2 separate regions of the Mus musculus genome follow, and region 2 is linked to region 1. A link is a loop called in an ENCODE intact Hi-C map of the cell type or tissue named here. Cell type or tissue: heart. All regions are shown on one strand. Each heading gives the region's core, and the rest is flanking DNA. Links, peaks and the distances in the headings are about the cores only.

Evidence for each region. Hi-C counts contacts between places; a loop is a spot of excess contacts. Peaks named below come from ENCODE experiments on the same cell type or tissue, not always from the same donor. Only the 100,000 strongest peaks of a DNase experiment are listed, where the experiment ranks them.
Region 2: a loop joins it to region 1, with 9 times the contacts of the local background. A loop is called at or near these places in 6 of 42 quality-filtered maps.

What each region holds. Positions count from the first base shown.
Region 1 is chr7:24,404,050-24,412,049 of GRCm38, forward strand. It overlaps Smg9 (smg-9 homolog, nonsense mediated mRNA decay factor (C. elegans)), which reads left to right. Exons shown (of 14, transcript NM_028047.2): 3 at 1,478-1,552; 4 at 1,639-1,903; 5 at 1,986-2,083; 6 at 3,472-3,584. Among named protein-coding and RNA genes, the nearest start is that of Smg9, 8.4 kb to the left of the region's middle. In heart, for the core only: CTCF peaks have their summits at 3,118 (motif pointing left) and 3,324; DNase peaks (open chromatin) are centred at 2,742 and 3,092.
Region 2 is chr7:24,328,101-24,343,616 of GRCm38, forward strand. Tescl (tescalcin-like) reads right to left here and starts at 5,865. Exons shown (of 1, transcript NM_001163810.1): 1 at 4,980-5,865. The coding sequence starts at 5,798. The coding sequence ends at 5,103. In heart, for the core only: a CTCF peak has its summit at 8,005 (motif pointing right); no DNase peak of the experiment used is centred there; H3K4me3 peaks cover 779 bases; H3K27me3 peaks cover 2,669 bases.

The DNA.
Region 1 (8,000 bases), core at 1-8,000:
TCTCTCTCTCTCTCTCTCTCTCTCTCTCTCTCTCTCTCTCTCTGTCTCTCTGTCTGTCTGTCTCTCTCTCTCTCTCTCTCTCTCATCCATCCATTACTTAGATGCCCCGCCTCATGAGCTCAGCTGTCACCCCCACCCTCAGCCTCCATCCTGCAGGTCTTCCCTCAGAGCTGTCCTTGCCAAAGCACTTTGTTCATCCTGGGGTTGTACCGAGCCTATGAACCAATGGAGTGAGCGGGGTTTCAGGAGATACAGGTCCGCTGAGGGTCCAGAGTAACCTCAGGCATAAGCAGGCCTGAAGCTTAGGCCTTGCCCCTCTGACTAGGGGTCTGTCTAGGAAAGTCCGTTAGCCCATGAGAGCAGGGCCGGGCCAAGGCTTGGCAATCAGGGTAGCAAGGATCCCAGTGGCTCCCACAGAGCAGGCATCTGCCACGTGTCAGCTGTCCTACTGGGTAATACATAGGCTGTATACTAGTCCTATGAGGGTGGGACTCCTGCCCCACCCCCACACTTGAACAGATAGGAGTAGGTTACCAGTTACTTAGATTACTGCTCTGCTGCTGGGATGTGTCCCCACCCCATCTGCAAAGCTCCAAGCCCTCACTCCTTCCCATGGGGCTGGTCCAGCAGAGGAGGCTGTTGGGAGTGGTGAGGATGTCAGACTGGAGTCAGGTAGCCGGGTTCTATATGGGTTTCTCAGCCTCATGGGCGTGGTACCAGCATCTGGGTATGTAGGTACTTTTCCTTTACAACCTACTTTTAATAAGTGTCCAACCTCTCCTCTTGTCCACCACCCAGCAGAGGCAGTGGAAGAGAAAAGTTATTAGGCTATGGGGGAAGTGGACCTGCTCAGCAATAGTTCTTTGGGGGCGAGCTCAATCTTCTTTGTCATCAGTTCAGTCCCATAGCAAACACCAAATACAGCTCAGCAGCTGCAGACACCAAAGTCCTCCCGGCAGGCAGACACCAAGCACAAACCAGCAGCTGTAGTTCAATCCTGAGGAAACTGCAAGGTTGGCCAATCAGCCTGAGGGGAGACTACAGAAGCAGCAAGCTGCCGCAGGAACCTCACGAGCCTGCGTTTCTCTCAGTGGTGGAGGCGTTACCACAAGTGGAGGTCAACAACGCAATATAAAGCAAATCAATACAATCGTGCCTTAGCGAAGAATAGCGAGGCAGAACCAATGCTCAGTGCTCGTCCCACAGTCTATAGGGTCATAGCTACACTCCTCCATCGTGAGTCCTTTCACATCTTTGCTGTATCAAAATGTCCTTTCACCTGGGTCTGCTTCAGGAAAACATTCTTTCCCATGTCTGCTTTAGCAAGACATCCTTTCACACATCCTTTGTGTCCCCCAGCAAAACATCATTTGACATAACTGACTTTCCAAACAACCCAGAAGTTTCCCCTTCATGGGTAGGGTGGGGAGGCACCATGGAGGCCGTCTAGACAAACAGCTGCGTTCCCTCTCCTCAGGATGGCAGCGAAGACCCCAGCACTAACGTCATGCAGAAAACCCCCATCATCCTCTCAAAGCCCCCAGCTGAGCGGGTGAGTGTGGAGGACCTCAGGAGGGAGGCGGGAGGAGGGGGTGATAGGAGGTCTCCCGAGTGCCCGGCAACCTTCTCACCCCACAGTCAAAGCAGCCGCCACCTAGTACAGCGCCAGCTGCACCGCCAGCCCCGGCCCCACTGGAGAAACCCATTGTGCTCATGAAGCCACGTGAGGAGGGGAAGGGGCCTGTGGCTGGAACAGGGGCTTCCACCCCTGAAGGTACTGCGCCCCCGCCCCCCACGGCCCCTGCACCACCCAAGGGAGAGAAGGAGGGGCAGAGACCCACACAGCCTGTGTACCAGATTCAAAACCGGGGCATGGGCACTGCTGCCCCAACTGCCATGGACCGTGAGTGAACCCCACAGGCTGGGCAGGGACCAGCTCCTGCCTCCCGGAGACCCTCACTGTCCTGTCTCCTCTCTCCATCCAGCTGTGGTGGGCCAGGCTAAGCTCCTGCCCCCAGAGCGCATGAAGCACAGCATCAAGCTGGTAGACGACCAGATGAACTGGTGTGACAGTGCCATTGAGGTAGGCTCCCCAGGCCCCGCACCTCCGTCCACACCCCTCCAGAACAGAACGGCCCTCGGGACCTGAGGGGGTCTCATCAGTCAGGCCTGAATTTCATCCAGCTTAGAGGGCTGGTAGTTGAGAGTCATGGTTTGTTGATAGTGTGAGGGGCGGTGAGCATTGACCCCGGGGCCTTGTGCTTGCTAGGTGAGTTTTCCATTCTGAGCTACAGCCCCAGACTGTTTCTTACTCTTGGTTCAGAAGTGGGGTCTTACTAAGTTGCCTGGGCTACCTTGAACTGCCTGTCTTCCTGCCTCTGCCTCCTAAATAGCTTGGATGGCAGGCCTGTGACACCAGGGCAGGTTGAAACCCTGATTGCTCTGACATCTCTTGGTAAACATCCCTGCTACCCTATACCCCAGAACTCCTGTGCCTTTGCACACCAGAGGAAGGTCCTGAGCCTGCTCCTACACTCCTAGATCTAGCCCCATGCTGTCTTCACAGTGCCAACCAGAGGCTCCTTCCCAGCAGCCCTTGCTCTAGTTAGAGCCTTACATTGCTAGGCCCGCACACCTGTGCTCTGCTCAGGGCTTTTCCACAGTTGCGCATGCTCTGGAAGGACTGCCCCTCTCACCTCTTAGCCCCAGCCTGTTAGTGCTACACACCAGGTCTGTGTGTTACCTGGCCCTGCCTGCTTGCTCCACAGTGGCCCTTTTCTGCAGTGATAAAGTGGCTTGTTTGAGCTACCTAGTGTGGCAACCTCCTCCACTGTGCAGGGCTACTGAGCAAGTCCTTGTCATTGTAACTCCCTGGGGCTGAAGACAGAGTTGTCAGTTTTGTTTCAGTTTAATGAAGTGAAATAGCCACATGGAATCCACCTACCACAGTGAACACCCAGTCCTGAGTAGTTTGGCTTTAAGGTACAGGGGCTCATTAAACCCTGGCCCGAGGCCTTTTTTTATTTTATTTTTTCCTGAGTCCCTCTGGTGATTCTGGAGAAGTGCCAGCAAATCAGTTGGCTTTTGGAAGAGACTCCTCCGCCCCCTAGTGGTAAAGATCAGCAGAGCTGGTGGCCCCAAGGCAAAGGTCTCAGGTGTTTAAAGCTCCAGACACAGTTCCTTTCTCTAATCTCCTGCCCAGATCTTACAGTGTTAGCCTCGGTGTGGCCCTGTGCAGTCAGGCTGTGTGACTGTAGACACCCTTCCACTTCTCAACCACAGGAGGCTTTCTCACTCAGCTTTTCCAGACTCTAGGGCGGGGGTTCAGAGCCTTACACATGAACCTGCCACAACACGGCCCTTTGTCCAGATGAAGGGAGTGAGACTGGCCAAGTGGGTGGGTGAGCCTACCAAAGGGGCCTGACCATGCCTGTCAGGCTTGTGAGGCTCATGTTCCCCATTGCCCCCCAGTACCTGCTGGATCAGACGGACGTGTTAGTGGTCGGTGTCTTAGGCCTCCAGGGGACAGGCAAGTCCATGGTCATGTCACTGCTGTCTGCAAACACTCCAGAGGAAGACCAGAGGTGAGGGGCATTGGGCAGGGCTGGAGGAGGCCGGGAGAGCAGGGGAAGGTGGCCGCCCGTGGGGAGGACGGACTGGGTATCAGAACTGCAGGGCTCCAAGTGGCTTCCCCTGCCTGGCCTCACCTTCAGAGACAGGAAGAGTGTGGGCTAGCTGAGTCTAGCTCCCAGCCAGGAAGGGGAATAAAGTCACTAAGGCTTTGAAAGATGGTGGCTGCCGCAGGCTTGGTGCCAGATCTCCTCTGGTTGACTTCAGCTCCTACTATTCGAGTACATTTATCTTGTCATATTTTAATGCCTCTGGGTGTCGTACCTGTAAGAATGTCTGTGTGCTACCTGTGTGCTCGGTGCCTGGGAAAAGGCTTCGGATCTGGAACTGCTGTCACAGATGGTGGGAGCCTCCTTTTAGGTGCTGGAAATTGAATCTGGTCCTGGGGAAAGCAGCCAGTGTTCTCAACTCCTGAGCCATCTCGCCAGCCCCTCCCTCAAGTGGAGTTTGAAAGAATGAAGCAGATGCCGGGTGTGGTGGCGCACGCCTTTAATCCCAGCACTTGGGAAGCAGAGGCAGGCAAATTTCTGAGTTCGAGGCCAGCCTGGTCTACAGAGGGAGTTCCAGGACAGCCAGGGCTATATCAAAAAAACTAAAAAAAAAAAGAAAAAGAAAAGAAAAGAATGAAGCAGCTGGCACAGAGCCAAAAAGTTAAGGGTGCCTGGTGATCTGGGAGGTAGGGCAAGGAGAGCCATCTGGTGGGGGCGGATTCTGCACCAGCCCCGGGCCTCCTACGTTTCTGCCTGTGGGGAAGGAGTAGAGAGGATGCCCTGGCCTGTGCGCGGGTCTTGAGTCGGGAGAGGTGTGATGGAGATAAATGGTAGCGTTAGAGGAGAGGTTAAGGAGGAGGGCCTGGAGAGCTGTGTCCTGGCCCGGGCACAGACAGGGAAGCCTGGCCCTCCCACAGACAAGCTCTCCAGATACAAGTGGGACAAGTGACCCCTGTATGTGTGCATCACACATTAACTAAGCCCTACACCCGTACCACAGAGTGACCTGACACACAGCCTAAGTCACATGCCCTGTCTCTCCCTGTCATGCACATGGTCACACACGTGTCCACCAGGCTCTCCCTACCATCTCCTGAAGGCTGACTCAACCCAATGCCTCTCTCTGGACGCCACCCCCTCTCCCCTACACATCCGAGCAGGAGCAGGGAGGGCAGGGAGGAAAAGACCAAAGGAAGACTCAGAATATGGGCTGGGGTGGGGAGTGTCTTAGGGTTACTGTTGCTATGTTGAACTATGATCAAGAGCAAGTTGAGGAGGAAAGGGTTTAGTTATTTGACTTACACTTCCACATCGTAACTCATCACTGAAGGAAGGCAGTCAAACAGCCAGAACCTGGAGGCGGGAGCTGAATCGCAGAGCACCTCTATGAAGAGGTGCTGCTCACTGGCTGCTCACTGGCCTGCTCAGCTTGTTTTCTTATAGAACCCAGGGCTACCAGCCCAGAGATGGCACCACCTACAATGGGCTGGGCCCTCCACATCAATCACTCATTATGAAAATGCCTTACAGCAGCCGTTCTCTGAGTCTCAACTGTTTCAGGGGTTGAACGACCTTCTTTAACATGTTATGATTCATAACAGTAGCAAAATTGCAGTAATGAAGTAGCAGTAAAAGTAATTTTATGGTTGGAGTCACCGCAATATGAGAAGGTATGTTAAAGGGTCACAGCATTAGAAAGGTAGAGAAGCACTGCCCTGTGGCATGCCTGCAGCCTGGTCTTATGGAGACGTTTTCTCAATTGAGGTTCTCTCTCAGATGACTTTAGCATGTGTCAAGTTGACATAAAACCAGCCATCACAATTGACCCCTTGTCAGCTTGACAACAAACATCACTGTTAAACCACGACTGTTCTTTCTTATTGATCCCCAAGATCATATTAAAAACATAATTAACTTAAAAGTCCCACCATCTTTACAAATCCAAACACATTAAAAGTTAAGTCCCTTTAAAATATCCATCTCCTTAAAAATTCAAAATCTCTTAAAAGTTGAGAATCTCAACTGTGGGCTCCTGTGAAAATCAAATTGAGTTAAATACTTTATTTCAAGAGGGAAGGACCAGGGCACACTCTGAATCAGATGCGAACGGCAGGATGAATAATTCAGTGTACAGTGTCTGGGGTTCACTCACATCCTCTGAGCTCCACCAAAGGCCTGCGTAACTTCTCCAGCACTGCCCTCTACAGCACACAGTGTGGCTTCTAGGCTCTGGCTGACTCCACTCCACTGCTGTTTTTGGTGGTCATGCCGTGGTACTCGCTGGGATCTTCTACAGTGGGGCTGCACTTTCACCATAGGCTCTCTCTCTTCAGAGCACCAAGCCTCAACTTCTTTGCATGATACCTTCAGTTCTGGGCCTTCAACTGTCACTGAGGCTGCACCTTCACCCATGGCCTCTCCTGGCCCCTCACAGTGCTAAGCCTCAGCTGGTCTCCATGACCCCTTCATGCCTTCAAGGCCAGTACCCCCGGGGTGTTGATTCTTGCATTACCAAGTTTGGCACCAGTGCAAGGTACAACCTCGGCCACCCCTGGAACGCACCTCTGTGTGCTGACTCTTAGGAAGTATTTCCCAGAGAATTTCACCTCAGGGATTCCGGTTTCTTCTTAATCATGGCTAGTTTCTCAGCTCCAGCCAACCAGCATCAACCGTCCCAGTAAGCAAAGGTTTCACTTCAGTGATGCTGGTCTCTCGTTAATCACAGCTAATTCTTCAGCCCCAGCTGACCATAGCCACAGAATTTTAATTCAAAACAAAAACATTGGCCCCAGTAGAGTCTTTCTACTTCCCTCTGAAACTTCCCAAGCCAGGCCTCCATCCCTTGCACTGATCTCAGCATCCTCATCTGTCCAGCTCCCCAGGAGCCCACTGAGGGCGCAGTGTAGCTGACGAAAATATTTCATCTCAGTTAGAGGCTTCTAACCTGCCTTTGATCATTCCGTCCCCAGATAAAAGACACACACTTTTATTATTTACAATAGCCTTTATCAGCACTAAAGCTAGGCCGATATCTACCCTCTAAGCTATTAAAATCTATTTCCTATCAATACCCCAAGTTGTTATGTTTCATCTGAGCTGTTCTTAACCCCACTTGGCCAGTCCTCAGGGCCATGCTTTCTTGACTCCTACCCCATGGCTTGCATCTTCTGTCCTACCTTCCTTTCTATCTCTCCCCGTGGTCTCCTCTTACACCAAGCGAACCACCCACCCTCCTCACTTCATTACCCCTACCCCCACCTCCCCACCCCGCTTATCTCAATTCTGCTCATCTATAGGCTGTAGGCATTTTTATTCACCAATCAGAAATAACTTGGAGGCAAGGTCATGTAGGTCACTTGGGTCTGTGTGTGGACTCTCTTGTCTCTAGGGCAACCAGACCTTGGGGGCCCACACCTAGCATTACAATACATAGCAACAGACCAAACCTCAACACTGGCATTTGTAGTCCAAAATTCCAGAGTCCTTCCACAGTCTTTCCCCAAAACATGGTCATGTCTGTCATAGCAATACCCCACTATCCTGGTACCAATTTATCTTAATCAGGGTTTCTATTGCTGTAATAAAACACCATAACCAAAGCAAGCTGGGAGGAAAGGGTTTATTTGGTCTCCACATCGGTGTTAATCGTTGAAGGAAGCCAGGGCAGGAACCTAGAGCAGGAGCTGCTGCAGAAGCCATGGAGTAGGGCTGCTTACTGGCTTGCTCAGCCTGCTTTTCTATGGCCATGAGCCCACAGTGGACTAGGCCCTCCCCCATTTTAAACATGCCTTGTGTGCTTGTTTGCAGCCTGATCTTTTTTTTTTAATTTATGTATTTGTGTGTTTATTCATTTATTTATTATATGTAAGTACACTGTAGCTGTCCTCAGATACTCCAGAAGAGGGCATCAGATTTCGTTAAGGATGGTTGTGAGCCAGCATGTGGTTGCTGGGATTTGAACTCAGGACCTTCGGAAGAGCAGTCGGCACTTTTAACCACTGAACCATCTCGCCAGCCCTACAGGCTGATCTAATGGAAGCAGTTTCTCAGTTGAGTTCCCCTCCAGACACAGTAAGGGCCAAGCTGTCTCCAGGAGCTAGGGCTCGGCTTTCCACAAAGGGTGCCCTCGTGGCACAGATGAGTGTTCCGAGCCACAGTTTTATTGTTGTTGGATTTATTGAGGGGTAGGGGTTGTGTTTCATTTCTTTAAGACAGGGTCTCCCTACGTAGCCTAGGCTGGCTTCTGTGCCACAGTCCCTCTGCTTCACTGTCAAGTTTTTCTTCTAGGGAAAGAGTCCATGGACGTCTCAGGGCCTGGTGGAAACCCAGAAAAGGTTAGGGAGCCCTGTTGCCTTGGCCTGGGGCTAAGAGGTCCCTCTG
Region 2 (15,516 bases), core at 4,084-12,083, 72 kb before region 1:
AGCTTGATTAGACTTACCAAAGTCATTGCTGACAGTGAGCCCCAGATGCTGTGATCTTACTGTTTCAGACAGGATCTGTCAAGTGTGCCACAGACTGCACACACCGCCTTTTGATTGATAACTCCAGTCTGTGCTCGTGAACCTAAACCTTCACTCCAAGGCCCTGGCCCCTACCCCAGACTGGCCTTGACAGGAAGCAGCAATATGAGAGCCCTAAAACACAGAAAGCCTGACTTGTCGTCCCAAGAAATCAAGTCTGGCCACACACTCCCAAAATCAAACCCAAAATTGATGAAAAGCAGAAAACAAATTTACTCAAGACAGCTTCATTGGAAACACAAAGGAGGACCCAACGTCCTTAGTGCAGTCGTCAGGTAAATGGACATAATCATTAAAAAAGACCGAAACAGGCCAGGTGTGGCACTGCTCGCCTTTAATCCCAACACGTCAGAGACAGAGACAGGTGGATCCCTGTTAGATCAGGGATAGCCTGGTCTCCTTAGCAAGCTACCCAGGGCTATATACTATGTGAGGGGAAAAAAGGAAGGTTGGAACCAGGGCCAAGAGGTCCACATAATTAAGTGCTCTGGGTCACACTGTGGCTTGACTGGTCATTATTTCTACTCTGATTCTGCAAGGCTCTGGGCATTGTTGTTTGAGGTGATTTGGTTCCCACAAGATGACTGTTTTCCAGTGGCAACCTCCTCATGGGGAGCGCTGCCTAGAAGACTCGAGGTTTAAGAAGGTGACCGGAGACTGCTGGACACCAGAGGTCTCAAACAGCAGACTATAAAAGCAAGCACACAGTAATCTGTCAACAATGTCCCTGGGAAACGTCAAAAAGAAATCCTACCATCTCAGTGTCGTTGGCCTTGAACGGGGAGTTATTGGTGCTGTACGAACACTCTGAGGATGACTCGCCAACAGACACAGCTGAGCAAGACTCTGGCCCAAGGGACAAATGGCTATTTCTGCCTGGTTTTTGTTACCCATTGGTTATCTGTGGGCCCACATGAAAAGTCAACATTGTTTGCAAAAGCAAACTGTCCGTCATCAACTGTGGCTGATCCCTGTCTAACCTAGGTGTTCTAAGGTCTTTGTGTGTGGTGTGGTGTGATGTGGTGTGTGTATGTGTACCTTCATGTCTGTGAGAACAGGCACATAATGTCACAGCACCCACGTGTGTGTGTGTGTGTGTGTGTGTGTGTGTGTGTGTGTGTCTGTGTGCACAAGCGCGCACACGCACATCTTCATGCCTATAAATACCACAGCATGTATGTGGAAGCCAGAGGCCAGTACCAAGTGTCCCTACCTTCTCTCATGTTGGCACAGGGTCTCTTTGCTGTTAGCCTCTGCTATGCCAAGCAAGCAGGCCCTGGAGCTTTAAGGAATTCTTCTGTCTCTGCCTCCCAGGTATCCCTGGAAGCACTATGGTCTGGGGAGCACTGTGATCTCGGGAGCACTATGATTATAGGTGTGCAGTACCATATCTGGCTTTATGTGGGCTCTGGGAATGCAAACTTAGTCCTCATCCTTGCATGAAAGCCCTTTCCCCATGAAGCCATAGTTTCTTTCAGCCAAGAGCCTCCTGGACGTGTTAAATTTAATTTCAGTTTAATGTTTGAATGTCTAACCTATTGTCTGCTTGCTTGTTGGTAGAAACACTCTCTACTTTCTAGTTGGCTGATTTCACAGAGCCCAAAGTGGCTTTTTCATAAGAAACCAATGTGTTTCTCCATACAATGAGATGCTTTTTATTCTACAAGCCAGTCAACCAGCAAGATCATAGATTCTGGTACTGCCCAGAGGACTCTGACAGTGGTAGTGAAACAGTGCTCTCCAGCTCTCTTTCCTTCGGGGATATGCATCCTTCCCACGAACAGAAGTCATCCTATCTGTGTGTGCTCAGATCTGAAGCAAAGATCTGGGGACTGGGGATGAGGCTGAGCCGGTAAAGTGCTTGCCTGCATTCAGAAAGCTGTGAGTTTGGTTCGGAGCAGATGCATCAAGCCTGTGAGTGCATGCCTATGCTCCCAGCACTCAGGAGGTTGAGCCAGGAGGTAGAAGGGCATCCTAGGCAAAACAGTGAGTTCAAGGCCAGCCTAGGATACTTGAGATTTTGACCCCAAAATTTAAATAAACAAACAACAACACAACTGCTTGAAGGAAAGGAAGGAAACAACTGCCCCTCAGGGAACTCAAGCGCCTGTATGCAAATTTATTATTATCTTCACTCATGCATATTCATCAAAGCAGCAGCTTTTAGGGATAATTTAGAACTCCAGGGGGTATTTGGCAGACTACATTTTTAATGTTTTCTCAACTACAATGACAAAAAGAAAATTATTGCAGGAGACTTTTAAAGACTCAGGCTGCTGCTGTGCTAACAACAGGCCTGCAGGAACCAGCAAGTGCTCACATTAGTGTGGAAGGGGCTGGAGATGGGACTTGGAGGCCCAGCACTTGCTCAGCATGCACAAGGCCTAGGGTCAATTCTCATAACTACAAAATGTTAACTAATAAATACAAAATAGGATACAATGGTTTATTTATTTATTTATTTATTTATTTATTTATTTATTTATTGAAACAAAGAAACTAGACTCTCTTATATCAAGTGTTGTAGCTCTTTCAAGGACTGTCAAATGAGCCTGGCCAGGTGTGGTGCATACCTTTAACCCCAGGACTTGAGAGGCAGAAGCAGGTAGATCTCTGTTGAGTTTGAGGCCAGCCTGTCTATATGTCCAGTTCCAGGCAAACTAATGCTACATAAAGAAATCCTCTCTCAAAAACAAAACAAAGATGGAGCCTGCATACAAGTCTGGCCTGCTTAGTGTAGCTCTCCCCCACCTCATCGGAGGAGCTGAAGCAGATAGACTATCACAGAGATCCACGACTGGTCAAAATGCAGGGTATACAGGATCATGGCTGTCCATCTCCAAGTGATACATTTACAACACAACCCCTACACCTGAAGCTCAGAGAGCATTGCAGAAAAGAGGGCAGAAGACAAGGGCACCTGCTTCAAGATAGTGTCTTTTAGATATGACAGGGACACTGCACCCATGATATCTCAACAGCTTTGCTGCCTGAGCAAGACTGGTCCAGTCCCTCCCATCCCCCACCCCTTAACTCTCAAATCCAAGATGTCTTTATTATTGTTATATATGTGTACATAAATACAACAGAGTCCACCAGTGTTGATCATACATATGTATCTGAGTCTAAGGCTGACCACTTGGGATTGGGTAACCTATGGGGGTGAGGAGAGAAGGGGACCTCATCTCAGAAGGAAATGGGTTCTCCTCAACAGCCAGTGATCGCCAGTAGCTCTTCATCTGGGGGAGGGGCCCTGTGGATTCTCTCTCATCCACAGCTGACGTGTTGGCACATGCCTGTAACTCTAGCTCTTGGGAAGTGGGGATGGGAATACAAGGTGACCCTCAACTATCAAGGCCATCTTGGGCTACGACGTGACACTCAAATGCATGCCACAGTGACACCACTAACAAAAAAATAGCTTAACCCTGAGTTAAAGTCATGGCCTGCTTTACCATGGACTGTGCCTTCAAACTCTGAGTCAAACAAGCTCTTCCCCCCTAACGGTGCCTGTTAAGTATTTTGTCCAAGCAACGAGGATACAGCTAGGTTTGACAAACTTTTACTTGTAACGAGCTAGTTTTAACTGCTCAAATCTGCTCTTTCACCAAGCAAGAAGACATTAAGCCTAATGGCATGCTCACAGCATGCCCTGGTACTCTCTTCACCGGGGTCTGTCTGATGCACACAGTGATGAGTTACGAGAGACAATTTCATACACCTGTGCTCTGTACTCTGACCACAGTGACTCCACCCCCTTTCCTCCCTGTTCATTCCCCAGGCTACTTGGCGATTTTACATCCTATGACTTCATGTTATCTATATAAAACTCTAGGATCCACAAATGAGTAGTGTTTCCGTTTCTGGCTTGTTTCTTGTTTTCATGGATGGATAAAATCGACCCCATATATACCACATTTTAACCATTCATTCGTCTGCAGAGGGACACTTGGGCTCGTTCTGTAAGGTGGCAATACTGAGTGATGCTGCACTCTGTGCAGATGTTTGGCATCTACGTGGTCCTCTGGGTGTACATCCATAGCTGGGTCATCTTACACGCGTTCTCACGACCGGCCAGGAAGAACACAACAAACCGGAATCTTCTGCGGCAAAAGCTTTATTGCTTACATCTTCAGGAGCCAGAGAGCAAGAGAGCAAGAGCTCTATTGCTTACATCTTCAGGAGCCAGAGCGCAAGAGAGCAAGAGCTCTATTGCTTACATCTTTAGGAGCAAGAGAGCAAGAGCCAGAGCAAGAGAGAGAATGGCGAAACCCCATCCCCTTTAAGGAGAATTATCCTCCGCCTAGGACGTGTCACTCCCTGATTGGCTGCAGCCCATCGGCCGAGTTGTCGACTCGGTGAAGGCAGAGCACATGGAGTGGAGAACTACCCTTGGCACATGCGCAGATTATTTGTTTACCACTTAGAACACAGGATGTCAGCGCCATCTTGTAACGGCGAGTGTGAGGGCGGCTTCCCACAGGGTCATATGATGGTTCTAGTTCTAGGCTTTCCAGAAACCTCTCTATATTGACTCCATAGAAGCTGAACGAATTTACATCCCTACCAGTCATCGTGTGTACATATTTCCTTCCCTCGCGCCCCTGCATCCTACCCACCATTTATTTTATTGATAGCCATTGCGCCTTGCATGAGATAGATGGGCAAAGGATGCTTACGATTTTCGTGTTTACTGGCCATTGGTACATTTATGTTCTATTCATTCTATTTTTTTGACACAGAGTCTCACTGTGTGAGCTCTGGCCTGCCAGAAACTCACTCAATAGACCAGGCTGGCCTCAAACTCACAGAGATCTGCCTGCCTGCCTCTGCCTCCTGAGTGCTGGGATTCAAGGCAAGCACAGCCACGCCCCGCTCATCTCTTTTGATCATCTTTATTCTTTGAGATGAAATCCATCAAGTCCCATGTACCCTGTAGCTGCTGCAAGAGTCTGCCGGATTCAAGGGGCAGCTTCTCCAGTGTGGGTGTGGCAGCCCGCCGGTCACTGGCATAAGACCGTGGCTTCTAGATTCAGGAAGCTGACTTGCATCTTCACCTCCAATTCGAGGCTCTTCCAGGTCTTGACGAAGTCCTCGAAGGTGATGCCCTCATACTGCTGGCCCGCCATCAGCGGCTGGTCCGACGCCCTGGCCGCCTCCTTCAAGGCGCCCTGGGCGATGGCATTGGCGACGGAGCGCACAGTGTCTCTCTCCACTTGCGGGTGCGCCGACAGCAGGCTCTCCACCACCCGGCGGTACTCCTGCAGGGTAATGATCCCATCGCCGTCCTGGTCGTACATGTTGAAGAGGAACCGCATCTTGTCCTTGCGGTTCTGCTCCGCCTCCTCTTTGTTGAGACTGGGCCGCAGCGGCCGGAAGTAGGAGATGATGGTCAGGAAGTCCTGGAAGGTGATCTCCTCCGCCAGACCGCTGGTCCCTTTGCCCAGGTTCCGGTTGTCGAAGAAGGCGCGGACGATCCTGGAGCGGATCGGATTGAACTCCAAGTCCAGGATGTTGTCGAAGCTCTCTGGCTGTAGGGTGGGCTGGTCCCCGCTCAGCAGCCTGAACCTCTGGTGCAGCTGCTTGATCTGCTCCCAGCTGAAGTCGCACTTGTTCAACACCTCCTGGATGTGCGCCCACCATAAGTCGGTCCTGCTCTCGCGCTCCCACTCCTCCTTGGACGAAAGGGAGGCGCCCATGGTGCCCCGTGTGCTCGGAACGACCTCAGGCGCTCAGTGGAAGGGTTCGGGCTTCCTGGTCGGTCTCACCTTGCTGCCGTTCTGATTTATTAGGTCATCAAAGCAACCTCTGTTAGGGCAGGTCCGTCACAATCCCCGAAGGCTCTTTCCTCTCCAAATTCAGTGAAATGAAGCATATTGAAATAAATATTATATATGTGTTGTATATTACGCATTGCGTATTATAGATTGCATATTATATATTATGTTACATGTTACATCTATTATGTGTCATATGTTTATTATATATTTTATACATTATATAATTTTATATATATGAAAAGAGAGAGCACGCTTTGGTTTTCCTAGGACAACCAAAGATACGTGTCTTTGTCTTACAAAAGATGCTAAAATGGCCAGTGATGCCAACATTCAGGAGGTAGGGGCAGGAGAATCTCTGTGAGTTTGAGCACAACATGATCTGCACAGTTGAGTTCCAAGTCATTCAAGGGAAGGATGGAGAGGGGAGGGGAGGGGAGGGGAGGGGAGGGGAGGGGAGGAGAGGAGAGAGGATAGGAGGGGAGAGTAGAGGAGGGGAGAGGAGAAGGAAGGAGGGGAGGGGAGGGGAGGGGAGGGGAGAGCTCAGAGAAGCTCACCAAGATGCCAAGCCTTCATTTCCTAAAGGAACAGAGGAGTTCAGCCTTCTTGGAAAAGACTGACACACAGCTAGCTCACTCCAGTTACTTTATTCAAACATCATACAAGGTTAATTGGAGCTGGGAAGGGTTTCAGCTACCAAAGTTAACTTACTCTTGCTGCCCTTGAGAGCAGACATCCCACACAAATCTCAGTCCCGTTTCACCATGGCTAGCCATAATCACAAGTAAGAACTCCATGTTTGCCCAGGAGTGTCTTAGGACCAAGGTTGTGCAGCTGCAAGCTCTCATGTCATGCCAAGTACAGACTTTCCAGGGAGACATCTCTTCAGGGTTCAAATAGTCACAAAACAATTTCTCAGCCTCTACTCACTAATCCAAACATAGCAATGGCTTTGCTAAACAGTTCACTCAAACCCAGACACAAAGGCTTTACTATACATCCACTCAAAGCCACACACAAAGGCTCTACTATACAGACCCCTACATGGGAAGGGAGAGTTTACTCTGCTTACACTTCCTTCCATATCATACCCCATCAGCAGGCTCTCGAACTAGGACCCAAACGACAATGACAGTGCATGACTCCCATTCGGAACTCTGCCTTCCAGGCAGGATGTGGCCGTCCATGTCTGGGAATCAGAGAAGCTGTGATGACCTGCAGGAGACTCTCACAAGGCACGGCTACTATCATTCTCTTGTCGGTAGATGGGAGGAGCATTGGATGCATAGGAGCACAGCAACCCTCTCCCTCCTGCTCCATACACAGTGGAAGCAGAGTGGGCAGCAGGTCGACCTGAGAGGAAACTCCAGGGATGCATCTCTTGCCAGTCATCACCCTCGCTGCTCAAGTGAATCCTCAGGCATACTCCGATAATTTCAATAAGTTCCTTCAGTGGTTTTTTTTGTTTTTTGTTTTTTGTTTTTGTTTTTGTTGTTTTTTTTGTTTTTGTTTTTGTTTTTGTTTTGTTTTTTTTTTTTTTGGTTCTTTTGTGGTATTCTCCATTGGAGTGAACACAAATAGACTCCCTAGGGAGTCACACTGTAGTCATTCGGGTCCTGGGCTGTTCCTGGAGCTCACTTCAGCTCTCTGCCTAGGAAGTGAGATGGTAGGGACCTGAGAAAGCGGTGGCATCTGTCCTTGTCTATATAGTGAAAGGACAGGATAGGTGCAGAGAGTGGGAGGGAGGGCATAAAAGCAGACTGACTGCAGAACACAGCTGGGGTCTCCCTGGCTCCTAGGTCAGAATCTCCTGACACACCCCCCCCCCCAGTCCCATCATCTCTTCATATGGTCCTGAACTCTCCTCTCCTCTAATTAGCATACTACACATCTACCACATCTACCAGCTGGGAGAGTGCCTGCCTAGCACAAAGCCCTCGGTTTGAACCCCAGCACCCCAGAAACTGTGCATGGTGGTGCATGCCTGTAATCCAGGGTAGAAAGAATTATGAGTGCAAAGCCATTCTTAGCTACCTAGTGTTTTCAAGACCAGTTTGGGCTCATGAGACGCTGTCATTAGTCCTTCACTAATCCCGCTAATCTGGAAGTGTGGTTTAAGATTTATTGTGGCCAGCAGGTGGCGACAAAGTGTCTTGTGTATTACACGGAGAAAGCTGGCTTTCTGCTTCCACTTCAAAAGGATTCAGCTTTTAGCAACTAAAGGCCTCTTTCCTAAGTTGTCCAAAAAGATCCTGCCTTCTTCATGCTTTCTCACCAGACACAGGGGATCCTCCCTCAAGTTCCTAATGGTACCTAACATGAACTTTATTTGATATTTCTTGTTTTAAGATTCTTTTTTAAACCGGGCAGTGGTGGCACATGCCTTTAATCCCAGCACTTGGGAGGCAGAGGCAGGTGGATTTCTGAGTTCAAGGCCAGCCTGGTCTACAGAGTGAGTTCCAGGACAGCCAGGGCTACACAGAGAAACCCTGTCTTGGAAAAAAAAAAAAAGGAAAGAAAGAAAGAAAAAAAAAGATTCTTTTTGAGACAGGGTAGCCCTAGCTGTCCTGGGACTAGCTCTGTAGACCAGGCTGGCCTTGAACCCACAGAGATCCACCCACTTCTGCCTCCCCAGTGCTGGGATTAAAGGTGTGCGCACAGCCATACCCAACTGCTGTATTCCTTCCTTTTACTTAAGGGGTTGTGTCTGTGTGTGTTACAAGTACAGTTTCCAAAGATGCCTGAAGAAGGTTTAGGTTCCTCTGAAGCTGGAGGTACAGGCGATTGTGATGTGGGGGCTGGGAACCAAACTCAGGTCCTCTAGAAGAGCAGCCCGTGCTCTAACCATGGAGCCACCTCTCTAGTCTTTGGTATTTTATACTGGTTTTAAAAACTAGCTATGAATTTATTTTTTTATGTGTACCTGTGTTCTGCTTGTGTGTGTGTCTATGTACATGCATGCCTGGTACCCACAGAGGTCAGAAGAAGGCATTAGATCCATTGAACTGGAGTTACAGACAGTTGTGAGATGCCATGTGGATGCTGAGAATTGAACTCAGGTCCTCTGGAAGAGCAGCCCGTGCTCTTAACCGCTGAACTACATCTCCAGCCCCACTGGCTTTGTTGTGAGACTGGGTTTCAACGCAGGGAACTCCTGACCCTCCTATCTCCACATCCTGAGAACTGCGCTTGTAGACATGGCGCCACCACACCCAGCACACTGGGTAATTGTTCCCTGCACCAGACCGGAAATTTAAATCCACGAGTCTTTTTGCTTGTTGCAAATTGCCGCATGTTAATGAACATGCAATTACCATTAAGAATGACAAAACATGCAAGTGGGTGGAATGTGCAGAGCACAGCTGCGATGGCTGCTGACGTTTCCTCAGTGTAAAAATAAACTATTACTATAACCCTGCGACCTGTTACCTGGACACTTAAGTTGTTAAAATTCCAAGATAAAATACCAACTCTATTTCACACCTGTCAAGTTGTTGCAAAGTCAGATATGGCACAGACTAGTGATTTCAACACTCTGGAGGTAAAGATGGTAGGGGTCAGGAGTTCAAGACTAGCCTTAGCTTTATAGGGAGACTGGGGCTAGCCTGGGCTATATGAGCTCCTGCTGCAAAACCCACCTCATCAACTCCATCCATTAAGAAGAAGAAAAGTTATCAAGATGAGAATGTGGGAAGCTGTTGCAGTAGGAGGTGAAAGAGTCTCGAAAGCTGTCTCGTTTTGTTGCATTTATCTTTTGTTTGGGAGGTGTGTGCATGTGCGTGCATGGACACACGTCTGTATGTTCATGGAGGGAAGTGCCTTTACCCATCAAGCCATCTCTCTGCCTGAAAATTGCTGCTTTAGCTGACAGTATCACCTCCCAATAATATTTCAACTGTTGTCCCCGAGCCTTTAGCACATGACTTTTGGGGAACTCCTAAGATCATGCCATCACCTGAGCCTGCGATGTGGACTGAGACATTCTCCAGCCCGGCAGCCAACCCTGAGAGCTTTAGTGTCTCTGTAGGTCACGGGGTGTAAGCTCAGGTTACACTTGAAATAGGTTTATTTTATTTATTATTTTATTTATTTAAGTGTAGCCATGGCTGGCCTACTATTCACTATGTAGACCAAGGCTGGCCTCAAACTCACTGAGATTTGCCTGCTACTGCCTCCCAAGTGCTGGGATTAAAAATATACACCACCACACCAGGCGGCGGCGGCGGCGGCTGCTGCTTCTTCTTCTTCTTCTTCTTCTTCTTCTTCTTCTTCTTCTTCTTCTTCTTCTCCTTCTTCATTTTATGTCTTCTTCTTCTTCTTCTTCTTCTTCTTCTTCTTCTTCTTCTTCTTCTTCTTCTTCTTCTTCTTCTTCTTCTTCTTCTTCTTCTTCTCCTTCTTCATTTTATGTATTTTGTTTGTGCACCACGTGCATGCAGTACCCACGGAGGCCAGAAGAGGGAGTCAGATTCCCTGAAACTGTAAAGACACATGGTCATGAGCTGTCATGTAGATGCTGGGATGGAAGCCCATTTTGGAAAAATAAACAGTACTGTGAGCCATTGAACCATCTCTCCAGCTCCATTTAAAAAAAAGAAAAAGAAAAGAAAAAGCCCAAAAGATAAAGATGAGTAGAGGATGGGGTGGGCACTGTGATTTCACACCAAGTTCTTTCCAGGGGATCTAAGTCAGTGGTGGAAGTCCATCATCCCAGCATTTGGAAGTCTGGGGCTTAGGTGATCATGGGACAGCAGCCAACCTGGGCAAATTTCAGGCCAGCCTGGACTACAAGATGAGACTCTTTCTCAAAAGAAAAAGAAAGAGGCAGGAGGATTTCTGAGTTCGAGGCCAGCCTGGTCTACAGAGTGAGTTCCAGGACAGCCAGGGCTACACAGAGAAACCCTGTCTCGAAAAACCAAAAAGGAAAAAAAAAAAAAAAAAAAGGAAAAGAAAAGAAAAAGAAAAAAGTCTGAGGATTGGCGAGATAGCTCAGGTCAGATTGTTAGCCCTGGAGCCCTGACTCTGGACCTGGCACTATGTTAAAAGGGAGGGTGGTGGTGCACATTTATAATTCCCCCCCCCCCAGGGGAAGGGCATCTCACTCCCGGCACTCACTAGCCAGCCTGCCCGACAGTGAGCTCCAGATTCAGGGAAAGAGTCTGCCTTTTGGGGGGTTTGTTTTTATATTTATTTTTTTCTATTCTTTTACATTTATTTATTGTGTGGGTATGCAGGAGGGAGCCAGTTATTCCCTTCTCTCACGTCAGGTCTTGGGAAGGAAGTCAGGCTATCAGGCTTGGTGATCGGTTTTTACCTGCTCAGCCATCTCACCAGCCTGAGAGAGTCTGCTCTTGAAATCAAGGTGCGTGAGCCAGGCGTGGTGGCAACGTGAGTTCTAGGCCAGCCTGGTTCACATAGTGAAATCCTGTCTCAGCAATCAAACAAAATAAGGTGTGGGGGGCCTGAAAAGGAAAGATTCCAGCAGGTAACTCCTGGGCTCTGTGTACACATATACATATGGTGCACACGCACATGCATGCACATTTTTCAGAAAGAAAGACTCTTGATGATGTCAGAGCCCTTGGATACAGCTCCATCAAATGAGGGTCTACATGTCTCACAGGAGACTCCCCTGGGGTACACTGAACCTAGTGTTGAAACTAAAGCACACTTTGACTTTACCCTTACTTAGTCCAGTTTCTTCTCTTCCCTCCAGAAGGTGTTGGTCTCAGAGTCTTGCCAATTCATCAACTACCTCATAGTCTACTTCCCAGGAGTGCCTGCACTGCAACAACAAAGATGGTATTTTCATGTGTTGCTGTAAGAAAACACTTGAGGCTGTGCACCTTACATAGAAGAAAGGTTTATTTGCCCCAAAATGCTGGTAGATGAGAGATCCAGGATAGCACAAAAGTCCTGCCAAGCACCCCCTACCCACCCCCAGCAATCCTATCTGTGTCACAGTATGATGGAGAAGCAGAAGCGTGTGGAGTAACCTTGCCATAATACTGTCATACTCCCGTAAGAACTAAACCAGTATCACAGGAACTGACTCACTCGGAGCATCGACAGTGTGAGTCCATTCATCAGGGTGGAATCCCCACGACGTAAGTTATTTCCACCTGCCCTGCCTCTTGAGATTAATATCACTTCATCAGCACCACCCCTTAAGCGAGCCTGAAGAGGAGGAGATAAAGTTTGCACTTGTAATAGTGTACAACACCCCAAGCAAAGACCTTTCGTTGTATATCCAAGAGAATTCTGCAGAGGCTCCTAGTAGACATCTGTGCACCTACGTTCATCCACTAGAGGTGGCATATGGAAACAACTCACGTGGCCATTGATGGATGGGCAAAGGAAAAGTGGTAGGCCCATACAGTGGAATATTATTCAGTCTTTAAGAAGAAGAAAGCCAGGTGTGGTGGTAATCCCAGCAATCCTTGGGAGACAAGAGGGTCATCAGTTCTGAGATCTTTGTGTCAAGACACAACGTTTGTGAGTCTCAAGACAACCAGTGCTACACAGAGAGTTCCAGGACAGCCAGGGAAACATACAGAAACCCTGTCTCAAAAAAAAAAAAAAATAAAACAAACAACAATAGCAAAAATTCAAAAAGAAAAACAAGGCTATTGTACAGGGGTTGGAACTTGAGAATACTAGGCTAAGTGAAAAGAGCCGGTCAGAAAAGGAGAAGGAACCCACAGTTCCGCCTGTGTAAGGCTTGCAGTAGAATCTTGGGCACAGAAATAAAGTAGGAGACCACCTGACGGGTACTTCCGGTTTCCTAACCGGTGCTTCTGGTTTCCGGTCTTCTCCCAGATCTCAGATGTCAGAAGCTTCATCTTTAGGTTTATATTGAATGATAGTGACAGTGGAGCCTTTGAGAGTAATGAGGCTGAGATGAGGTCACCAGATGGGTCCCCATGGTGGTATCAATGATTTTCTGAAGAAAAACAGGGCTGGGGGATGTAGTTTAGTTGGTAGAGTGCTAGCCTGGCATGCATCACACCCTGGGTTCGACCCTCAACACTGCATATGGCAGGTGTGATACCTTATGCATCTTTGATGTGGAGGCAGGAATATCAGAAGTTCAAGGTCAACCTTGGCTACATAGCAGATTTGAGGCCAGCCTAGGCTATATGAGATCTCAAGAAAATAAAAAACAGGGCTAGAGAGATGGCTCAGTGGTTTAGAGCACTTACTATTCTTGCAGAAAACCCAGGTTCTGTTCCCAGCACCCACATGATGGCTCACAACCCTCTGTAACTCTGGTTTCAGGGGCTCCAAAGCTGTCTTCTGGCCCCTGAGGCACCACATATGCACATGTGGTGCACATACATCCTTTCAGGCAAATACTTGTATTATATACATACATACATATACATATATATATGAATATACATATAGACATACAAAAATATCTGTGTATATACATATAATGTGTGTGTGTGTGTGTGTGTGTGTGAGAGAGAGAGAGAGAGAGAGAGAGAGAGAGAGAGAGAGAGAGAGAGAAGAGAGTATAGATGGCTCAGCAAGTTAAGGGCTTGCTGTGCAAGCATGAAGACCAAAGATCAACTCCCAAGCGCCTTTATAAAAAGCTGGACATGGTAGCCAGGCACCGTGGTGGGACGTGGTATCAAGATCCTGTAATACATCCTTGGGGATATGGAGACAGGAGGATTCCGGAGGAAGGAACAGTTAGAGACCTTTCGTCAAAGTTGTAAGATGAGGAACAGTGAGATGACTCAGCCAGTAAACACACTTGCCAGACAAGACTAGTGAGCTGTGTTCGATCCCAGACTCCACATAGAGACAAAAAGAGACAGTGGATGCCGCTACTGACCCACACATGCGCAGTGGCATGGATGTGCCCACACCCATCACACATGCACACACTAACAAGAATAAGATGGAGAACAATGACTGGGACAGTATCAACCTCTGGTCTCTGTGTGTATGCACACATGTGTGCGCTTGTACCCACATACATGCGAGCATGTATACATGCATAACACAGGCAAAAAGTAAAGGGAGGCACCTTACCTGTCTCACCATGTGCTTCACTCACCATCTTAAGCCACATTGAGAGGGGTTCCACCAAGCCCTGTTCTTAGATTTCCCAGGCTCCACAATCACCCGCTAAAGCAACCTCTACGCTTTGTAAATTATCCAGCCTGTGGCAAGGCACCAGGGCCTTGGGGGAGTGAGGGTAAAAGAAGTGGAATTTGCCTAATAGGCCTGGAATCCCCCCTTTGCAACACGGAATCTTCCAAATATTGTTGGTTTGTACAACAGTGTGAACATATGTATACCACTGCACTAAATTTTTAAAAATTAAAATATGCTCCGAGGAGGAAATATTGACAAGCCAAGCCGAGTGTGTGATAATAACAAAAGAAAATATTGGCGCACAGCATACATAACTTGGTTTCCAATGAGGCATTAAGCCAAGTCCTCGAAAACTAATCTCACGGCAGATGACACATGGGGACAGAGATTGGCTGGGTGAAATGACACGTGACTTGGGGGCTAATTTTTGAAAGATCATTACAGTTACCACATGTTAAATTAATGGCATCATCTGAAATTAGGCATACTAACTATTTTTCAGTTATTGGGTCACAAAGACATTTTGGTTAATGAGCCATTTGAAAACCATTGCTTGGAGCAGCCTATCATGGCAGTGCACACCTTTAATCACAGCGCTCAGGAGGCAGAGACAGGAGAGTCTCTGTAAGTTCAGGGCCAGCCAGGGCTAAATTGTGAGTGAGACCTGAACTAAATTTTAAAACACTGCTTGGGTGGAGGTGCCAAGATGATTCAGTGGGTAAAGGTGCTTGCTGCCAAATCTAATGACCTGAGTTACAGCCCCAAAACCCACATGGCGGAAAGGAAGAATCAAGTCACTCAAGATATTCTCTGGCTTCCACACATATTCGTGGCTGCAAGTGTGAGCATGTGCACACGTGCACACACGTGTGTGGACGCGCGTGCACACACACACACATATATTTAAATACATGCATACATACATACATGCATGCATGCATGCATAGGTATGTATATACATGCATAGGTATATATACATACATAGATATATAGAGAGAGATATATAGTTTGTTATAAATTAATAATATAAGCAAAACAAGTGAATGAAACTCATTTTTTGCTAGGTGTGATGGTGAATGTGACCCCAGTCCTGGGAACAAACAGTGAAGCAGAGGAATCGTCAGCTTGAAGGCAGCCTGGCTGCATAGTTAAGACTCTGTCTCCCATTATTGCTGACTCTAGCAAGATGGTTCAATGGGTGAAGTGCTTGCTGTGCATGGAGGCCTGAGTTCAAATCCACAGGACCCATGAAAAGCTAGGCATGAAGCACACATCTGTAACTGCAGACCTCCTGTGGTGAGATGGGAGGTAAGACAAACAGGACCCCTGGCCGCCTTACCTGGCACACTCAACAGTGAGCGTCAGAGGACAGACTGTCTCAAACGTGGTGGGAAACAAGGATGGAGAGCCAAGATTGTCCTCTGACCTCCACCTGTGCACTGTGACACACACACACACACACACACACACACACACACACACACAAATACACACACAGAGAGATTTTATAAAAACCACTGCTAGATTTCCAAGA